Linked DNA regions of Homo sapiens: region 1 is linked to region 2. A link is an interaction called in ENCODE POLR2A ChIA-PET data of the cell type or tissue named here. Cell type or tissue: HepG2. All regions are shown on one strand. Each heading gives the region's core, and the rest is flanking DNA. Links, peaks and the distances in the headings are about the cores only. Region 1 overlaps KCTD21-AS1 (KCTD21 antisense RNA 1). Region 2 has its middle 11 kb from the start of NDUFC2-KCTD14.

Region 1 (4,395 bases), core at 218-4,217, 66 kb after region 2:
AACTCAGGCAGGAGTGGAAGCAGCAATCCACAGTAAGTTTCTTCCCCAAGGAAGACTTCAGTTTGGTCTTTAGGCCTTTACACTGATTGGATGAGGCACACCCAGATTATTGAAGACAGTCTCTTTTATTCAAAAGTCAACTGACTGTACATGTTAACCACATCTACAAAATACCATCACAGCAACACCTAGATTCGTGTTTGATTAATAAAGTAGGTACTATATCCTAGCCATATTGACACATAAAACTAAACTTCATGGTCAGACTTGGTGGCTCACGCCTGTAATCCCAGCATTTTGGGAGGCCAAGACAGGGGGATTGCTTGAGTCCAGGAGTTGGAGACCAGCCTGAGCAACATGGCAAAACCCTGTCACTACAAAAAATTTAAAAAACTAGCCAGGTGAGGTGGCGGGAGCCTGTAATCCCAGCTACCCAGGAAGCTTGAGCCCTGGCAGTCGAGGTTGCAGTGAGCCAAGATCGCGTCACTGCACTCCAGCCTGAGTAACAGAGTGAGACCCTGTCTCAAAAACAGACAATCAAAAAACTAAACTAAACTAACCTTCACTTAATTTTTTCAAGTTCGTTTCATCAGCTATAAAATTGAGATACTGATCCTTACCTCCTTACCTCCTATATGAAAATGCACATTAGGTAGCAGAACTTTGCATGAAGCAGAGCAACAGGGCTTAACAGGTCTTAGCGCTCAGTCTACAAGAATCAGTGGGGAGGCCGTTGCAATGCTTTGACGAGCAGGGTTTGGTTTGAATAAGAATATATTTTTCCAACATGGATATTTTGTAATATAAGCACATGGGTGGCGGGGAAACAGTTCAAACTGGCAATCAATGAAGAGGTTGTCTCACTCTAGGCCTTTCCCTCAGAAGTAATCGTTGCTGATAGTTTCTGACTATTTTTCCAGAATTTTGTTCTATATGCATGCACGCTCAATGCCTAATCACACTCAGCCTTTTGTCCCCTTGCACCTTGCTTTTTAAATTTAATGGTATGTCTTGGAGAATGTTCCATTTCAGCATGTACAAATCTACTTCTTTTAAAAAATGGCTGCAAAGGGCTGGGCGTGGTGGCTCACGTCTGTAATCCTGGCACTTTGGGAGGCCAAGGCAGGCGGATTGCCTGAGCTCAGGAGTTTGAGACCAGTCTGGGCAACACAGTGAAACCCCATCAATACAAAAAAAAAAAAAAATTAGCCGGGTGTGGCAGCGTGTGCCTGTAGTCCCACCTACTCGGGAGGCTGAGGCAGGAGAATTGCTTGAACCCAGGAGGCGGAGGTTGTAGTGAGCTGAGATCACACCACTGCACTCCAGCCTGGGCGACAGAGCGAGACTCTGTGTCTTAAAAAAAATTGGCTGCAAAGTATTCCATTGTGTTGTTAAATACTAATTTACTTATTTAATAAGTTCTCAACTGATGGTAATTTAGGTTACCAACTTTTTTGCTATTATAAATAATACAAGGGTAAACATCTTTGTACATACATACATGTTTGCATAATGTGTAAGAAGAGATGTAAGATAAATTTCGAGAACTGGAAATACTGCATTAAAGGGTTTGCACATTTAAAATGTCAATGTATAGTGCCACTTTATCTTTCAAAGAGATTGCATTAGTTTATACCCAACCAATAGTATACGAGAGTGCTGTTTCCCCATGCCCTTATCAACACTGCCACCTTGGATTTAAACCTACTTGTTTTCCTTTAAAATACCAAAATGGGCATTTGAAAAAAAGAGGCATGATTTGTTCCTTGGCAAGAGCTATATTTTGTTTGAGTTTGATCTTTCTGATAGCAGACCTAGGCCTTGTGCCCTGTCCTGTGGTCCCATCTCTGAGGAGCTGGGCAGATGACCTGACCACAGGACTCAATCAGGATAGCTTCAGGTCACCAGGCCAAAGGGTAGGCCAGACCCGGGCCTGTGCCTAGCCTGATGATGGAAATGCAAACAAGCCAAGTTCTATAATAGAACACAGAGCCATTGCCGGGAAACCACAAATTGCTGACTTGCTCCTGCAAACAATCAATATTCAGAAGCTGAGTCCAGGAATTCTAACGATGCATCCTGCACAAAGGGCTGAGTGGGGGAGGATGTGCTTTTAGAAAAAAACCCAGCACCAGAAGCCCTGGTGCTGCTTCTTAGAGGGCCATCAAGAAGGCCCTTGGTCCCATCACCACGCCCTCTGACAATCCCAGAACCCTAGGCTCTCGGAGCCAGAGTAGATCTGGGAAATTATCCTGCCCTGAGAGAGTCCAGGCAAAGAATCAAGGGAGTTCCAAGGAGCAAGTGCTCACTTCGGTGGGATAGTGCAGGGCAGTGGTTAGTGGCTACACTTGGGCTCAAATCCTGACTCAGTCACCAGCTTTCTGACCTTGGACACATTGCTTCACATCTCTCAGCCTCAGTTTTCTCATCTATAGAATGAAGACAATAACACCTATCTCAGAAGGTCATTATGAAGATTCAACTGAATAATTATGTTTGTAAATAATTTAGCATGGCAACTGGCTTTTTGTAAGGTCGTAATAAATTATTATTAATATTCATTTTTTTTTTGAGACAGAGTCTCCCTCTGTCACCCAGGTTGGAGTGCAGTGGCACTATCTAGGCTTGAATCCTCCTGGGTTCAAGTGATTCTTCGGTCTCAGCCTCCCAAGTAGCTGGGACTACAGGCATACACTAGCACGCCCAGCAAATTTTTTGTATTTTTAGTAGAGATGTGGTTTCGCCATGCTGGCCAGGCTGGTCTCAAACTCCTGAGCTCAAGTGATCCACTGACCTTGGCCTCTCAAAGTGCTAAGATTACAGGTGTGAGCCACCATGCCTGGCCTATATTGTTATGAATAAACAATAGGATATCAGGAGTGGGGACTAAGGAGAGGCCATTTGCACTAGACCTTGAAGAATTTGGAAGATTTGGTAATTAGAATGATTAAAGGGATGAAGTTCCTGTGCAAAGGTTCTCTTCTCGTGTCTCTCCTGGCCTGACCAGGAGGCATGCTGGGGTCTCAGCAGTAGACCACTGCAGAGGAGGGTGGGTATATGTAGGGGATAATTCCACTGCAGAACATGTCAAATAGTCCTTGCTTAAATGGTATCTACAATGACATTTGCATCTGTGTTCCAAATTCATCCCCATATCCTCCTGTCTCAGCCTCCCAAAGTTCTGAGATTACAGGCATGAGCCACTGTGCCCAGCCTCCATCCACATTTGAATGCAGGCTCCATCAGGGCAGGCCCCTTTACTGTTAAAATTCTGCGTGATGATGAAGGGCACATGCCTGCACGGATTTCCTCTACTCTGTTCCACCTTAGCTGCTTCCCTCCCTCAGCAACGCCTGGCATCCCTACTCTGGGGTCGTTACTTAGAGGCAGGATATGGCTCCAATTTAGCACCATTATCCCCAGGACCAGATAGACAGTAATTGGAATGAATCAATATAACATACAAAACTCTTCATAATCTGGGTTCAGTATATTTTTTTAGCCATTCTCTTAGCCTAGACTCCAGCTAGTCTCTAGCATAGACTACATAGAATAATGGTAACATTGGGCTGGGGGTGGTGGCTCATGCCTGTAATCTCAGCACTTTGGGAGGCTGAGGTGGGTGGATCACTTGAGGCCAGGAGTCCAAGACAAGCCTGGCCAACATGGTGAAACCCCGTCTCTACTAAAAATACAAAAAGTAGCCACGCATGGTGGTGCACGCCTGTAGTCCCAGCTACTTGGGAGGCTGGGGCAGGAGAAGAGCTTGAACCCGGGAGGCGGAGGTTGCAGTGAGCCAAGATCGTACCACTGCACTCCAGCCTGGGCAACAGAGTGAGACTCTCTCTCACAAAACAAAAACAAAACAAAACAAAACAAAAGAATAATGGTAATATTGATCATCATTCACTGAGTGTGTACCAGTCATTGTTCTAGCACTTTACATGCATTAATTCACCGAATCCTTACAGAACCCTATCAGTTAAGTATTATTATTATCTCCATTGGTCTGGTGAGAAAATTAGACCCAGAAAGGTGAAACAAATTCCTGATAGAGCAAGGACTTGAAGCCAGGTGGTCTGCCTGGACCCTGAACCATTCCCAGCCACTCCTCTCTGTTGCCTCTGCTGCAGAGTGGCTTTGCTCTTTCAAGTCGCTGAGCCTCTGCTCTGCTGCAATGCCCTTCCCCAACTTCTGGCTCTAGCAAACTCTACTTGCCCTTTGAAGCCCAGCCCAGATACTGCATCCCTGGCCCCACCTGCTTCTCCAACCAGGGGAAGGAGGTTGTCCCTGTCTCCACTTTGTTCCCCTTACAAGTTGCTCCCAGTCCTGGATGGGGAGGTCGTCTGAAACAGGACCCTGACTCACGCCTCAGTATCCCCAGCCCTCAGCACA
Region 2 (4,395 bases), core at 200-4,199:
TGCTTTGTGGGGTTTTTTTTTTTTTTTTTTGAGACCGAGTCTCACTCTGTCACCCAGGCTGGAGTCCAGTGGCACAATATCGGCTCACTGCAAGCTCCGCCTCGGGTTCATGCCAATCTCCCGCCTCAGCCTTCCGAGTAGCTGGGACTACAGGTGCCCGCCACCACACCCAGCTAATTTTTTGTATTTTTAGTAGAGACGGGGTTTCACCGTGTTGGCCAGGATGGTCTCGATCTCCTGACCTCATGATCTGCCCACCTTGGCCTCCCAAAGTGCTAGGATTACAGGCGTGAGCCACTGCACCCGGCTGTTTGTTTTGTTTTTTTGAGACGGAGTGTCACTCTTGTTGCCTATGCTGGAGTGCAATGGTGCGATCTTGGCTCACCACAATCTCTACCTCCTGGGTTCAAGTGATTCTCCTGCCTCAGCCTCCCGAGTAGCTGGGATTACAGGCATGCGCCACCACGCCTGGCTACTTTTGTATTTTAGTAGAGATGGGGTTTCTCCATGTTGGTCAGGCTGGTCTCGAACTCCTGAACTCAAGTGATCCACCTGCCTCGGCCTCCCAAAGTGCTGGGATTACAGGTGTGAGCCACCACGCTTGGCCCAGATCTATGATGTGCAAATATTTTCTTCCATTCTGTAAGCTGCGTTTTCACTCTGCTTCCTTTGATGTACAGGAGTTTTAAAGTTTGATGTATTCCCGGCCGGGCGCAGTGGCTCACACTCCTAGCACTTTGGGAGGCTGAGGCAGGCGGATTGCCTGAGCTCAGGAGGTCGGGACCAGCCTGGGCAACATGGTGAAACACCGTCTCTACTAAAATACAAAAAATTAGCCGGGCGTGGTGGCGGGCGCCTGTATTCCCAGCTATTCAGGAGGCTGAGGCTGGAGAATCACTTGAACCCAGGAGGTGGAGGTTGCAGTGAGCCGAGATCATGCCACTGCACTCCAACCTGGGTGACAGAGCAAGACTCCATCTCCAAAAAAAAAAAAAAGTTTGATGTAGTCCCATTTGTCTAGTGTTGCTTTTGTTACCTATATTTTTGGTGTCATATCCAAGAAATCATTGCAAAATCCAGTGTTCTGAAGCTGTTTTCTTTTCTTTTCCTTTTTTTTTTTTTTTTTTTTTTTTTTGAGACAGGGTCTCAGTGTCGCCCAGGCTGGAGTGCAATGGCACAATCTTGGCTGACTACAACATCCGCCTCCTGGGTTCAAGTGATTCTCCCACCTCAGGTTCCCAAGTAGTTGCGATTATAGGCGTGAGACATCACACCAGTTAATTTTTTTGTATTTTTAGTAGAGACAGGGTTTCGCCATGTTGGCCAGGCTGGTCTCAAACTCCTGGCCTCAAGTGATCCACCTGCCTCGGCCCCCCAAAGTGCTGGGATTACAGGCATGAGCCGCCACGCCTGGCCTGAAGTTGTATTTTCTTCTAGGAGTTTTAGATCTTATAGTTAGGCCTTTAATCCATTTTGAGTTGGTTTTTTTTTTTTTTTTTTTTTTTTTCTGAGACAGAGTCTTACTCTGTCACCCAAGCTGGAGTGCAGTGGCGCAGTCTCGGTTCACTGCAACCTCCACTTCCCGGGTTCAAGCAATTCTCCTGCCTCAGCCTCCCAAGTAGCTGAGATTACAGGTGCCTACCACCATGCCTGGTTAATTTTTGAATTTTTAATAGAGACAGGGTTTCACCATGTTGGCCAGGCTGATCACGAACTCCTGACCTCAGGTGATGCACCCACCTTGGCCTCCCAAAGTGCTGGGATTACAGGTGTGAGCCACCATGCCTGACCATTTTAATTTTTGTACGTGGTATAAGGTAAGGTTCCAACTTCATCTTTTGCATGTGGATATTCAGTTTTCCCAACACAGACTATCCTTTCCCCCGTGTATAGTCTTGGCACTCTTGATGAAGATCACTTGGCCATATACACAATGGTTTATTTCTAGGCTCTCTATTCTGTACCATTGGGTCTATCTATGTGTGTATGCCAGTACCATATCATCTTTTTTTTTTTTTTTTTTTTTTTTTTTGAGATGGAGTCTTGCTCTGTTGCCCAGGCTGGAGTGCAGTGGCACGATCTCGGCTCACTGCAACCTCCACCTCCCGGGTTCAAGCGATTCTCCTGCCTCAGCCTCCCAAGTAGCTGGGACTACAGGTGCATGCCACCACACCCGGCTAATTTTTTTGTATTTTTAATAGAGGTGGGGTTTCACCGTGTTAGTGAGGATGGTCTCGATCTCCTGACCTGGTGATCTGCTGAGTCTGTCCCGCAGACTCTGGCTGAGCAATGGATGAAAGAAGTACACTGACACAGGTGTTTTGCCTGACAGCGCAGCTAGGGCTCAGCACCACTGACGAGAGAGTGCAGCAGCCACCGAGAGAGTGCAGTCCCAATAAGCTGGCCCTGCTCGCATTTATGTAGTACATATTTAATGACAAAGGGTTGAAGCAAACACAGTTTGTGGGTAATAAACATTGTTGACCCCCCAGGTAGAGAGCAGTCCTGTGCTCGAATGATCAAAGGTTGGTTTCTGGAGACAGAAGTAAACAAATTTATCTAGATAAGTTTCTTTACATTCCCTTGTTATCTGCCCTTTGCTCTCAGGCTCCGGATAAGAAAATTTGACTGCCTTCAGCCATAATTCCCTTCCGAAGCTTTTGGAAAACCTCCCGGCCTTCCAAGAAGGTTTGCGTCTTTCCCTATAACTTTTTCTTACAACTTTTCCCACCACCCTGACAGAACTCCTACAGTGATCCACCCGCCTCAGCCTCCCAAATTGCTAGGATTACAGGTGTGAGCCACCACACCCAGCCCCGCCCCGCCCTTTTTTTTTTTTGAGTCAGTCTTACTCTTTGGTGCAGGCTGGAGTCCAGTGGCATGATCATGGCTCACTGCAGCCTCAACCTCCTGGGCTCAAGAGATCCTCCCACCTCAGCCTCCTAAGTAGCTGGGGCTACAGGCCTACACCACCCCAGCTGCCTAATTTTTTTTTTTTTTTTTTTGAGACAGAGTCTTGCTTTATCGCCCAGGAAGGAGTGCAGTGGCGCGATCTCGGCTCACTGCAAGCTCTGCCTCCCAAGCTCACACCATTCTCCTGCCTCAGCCTCCCAAAGTGCTGGGATTACAGGTGTGAGCTACCACACCCGGCCTTCAGCTGGCTAATTTTTTAAATTTTTTGTAGAGATGGAGCCTCACTATGTTGTCCAGAATGGTCTTGAGCTCCTGGGCTCAAGCAATCCTTCCACCTCGGCCTCCCAAAGCATTGGGATTACAGGTGTGAGCCACTGTGCTAGCCTTATATATACACTCTGATGCTAATCTTTTGTTAAATATATGGCAGATATCTTTTCCAACTATTCTGCTTGCCTTTGAATGTTATTTATGGAGTCTGGGGTGGTTGTCATAAAGTGTAAACTATTGGTTTAGTAAAATGTATCAATCTTTTTCTTTGTTGTCTATGTTTTTAATATTATTAAGAAGCCTTGTTTTTTCTAAGACCATAAAGATATGCTCAGATATTTTCTTCCCAAGTTTTAGCTTTGCATGTTTAATCCATTCGAATTTTTGTTTTTGTGTTGAGTGTGAGGAATATTACACGTGAAAACTGGCCGAACATCATTTATTATTAAAGTCCATCTTTTCCCTACTAGTATTTAATGCCTCCTTTAATACACATCACGTTCTCACAAATGCCATGGTCTATTTCTGAAATCTACTTTGTTCCACAGTTCTCTTTACCAATTACTATACCCATATCATACAATCTAATAACCATAGTGTTGAATTGTTCTTTAATATCTGATAGGGTGTATCATCTACTTTTTTTCAAAGCTAATACATGTTAGCAATTATTATTATTACTATTCGTACACCTTTAGACTTCCTTATGATTTTAAAATCACCTTGTCAAGTTATTTGAAAAATCTCATTAGGGTATTGATTAGAATTTCATTAAATTTATAGACTCCTATGGAAAGAACTGATATATTTAAAATGCTGAGTCTTCTGATCTATGAACATGGTATATATTTATGCATTTATTCAAATTTCCTTTTATATCCCTCAATAAACCATTAGCATTTTCTCTACAAAATTCTTGAACATTTTCACTAGTATGTCTCTAGATATTTATAGTTTTTGTTACTGTTGCAAATATCTTTATATTCTATTACTTTTCTAATTGGTTAATTAGAATGCTGCTCTTGTAGTCAGCAATTTTGCTACACTTTCCTATTAGTTCCAATAGTTTTCCACTTGATTCTGTTGGGTTTCCCCATATCCTTGGCAACCTTTGCCTGTTGTCTGTTGCCATTGCCGAACTTTAATTTTTGCCAGTCTTCTAGTAGAAATGTTATTTCACTATGGTTTTGCTTTTCCTTTATTATTAGCAAA

Evidence for each region. ChIA-PET counts read pairs that join two places held together with the same protein. Peaks named below come from ENCODE experiments on the same cell type or tissue, not always from the same donor. Only the 100,000 strongest peaks of a DNase experiment are listed, where the experiment ranks them.
Region 1: POLR2A ChIA-PET joins it to region 2 with 5 read pairs; 3 of 35 experiments call an interaction of 5 or more read pairs at or near these places.

What each region holds. Positions count from the first base shown.
Region 1 is chr11:78,154,652-78,159,046 of GRCh38, forward strand. The region is part of intron 2 of KCTD21-AS1 (KCTD21 antisense RNA 1); the gene reads left to right. Among named protein-coding and RNA genes, the nearest start is that of KCTD21-AS1, 17 kb to the left of the region's middle. In HepG2, for the core only: no CTCF peak of the experiment used is centred there; a DNase peak (open chromatin) is centred at 2,000.
Region 2 is chr11:78,088,266-78,092,660 of GRCh38, forward strand. No RefSeq gene overlaps it. Among named protein-coding and RNA genes, the nearest start is that of NDUFC2-KCTD14, 11 kb to the left of the region's middle. In HepG2, for the core only: no CTCF peak of the experiment used is centred there; a DNase peak (open chromatin) is centred at 2,496.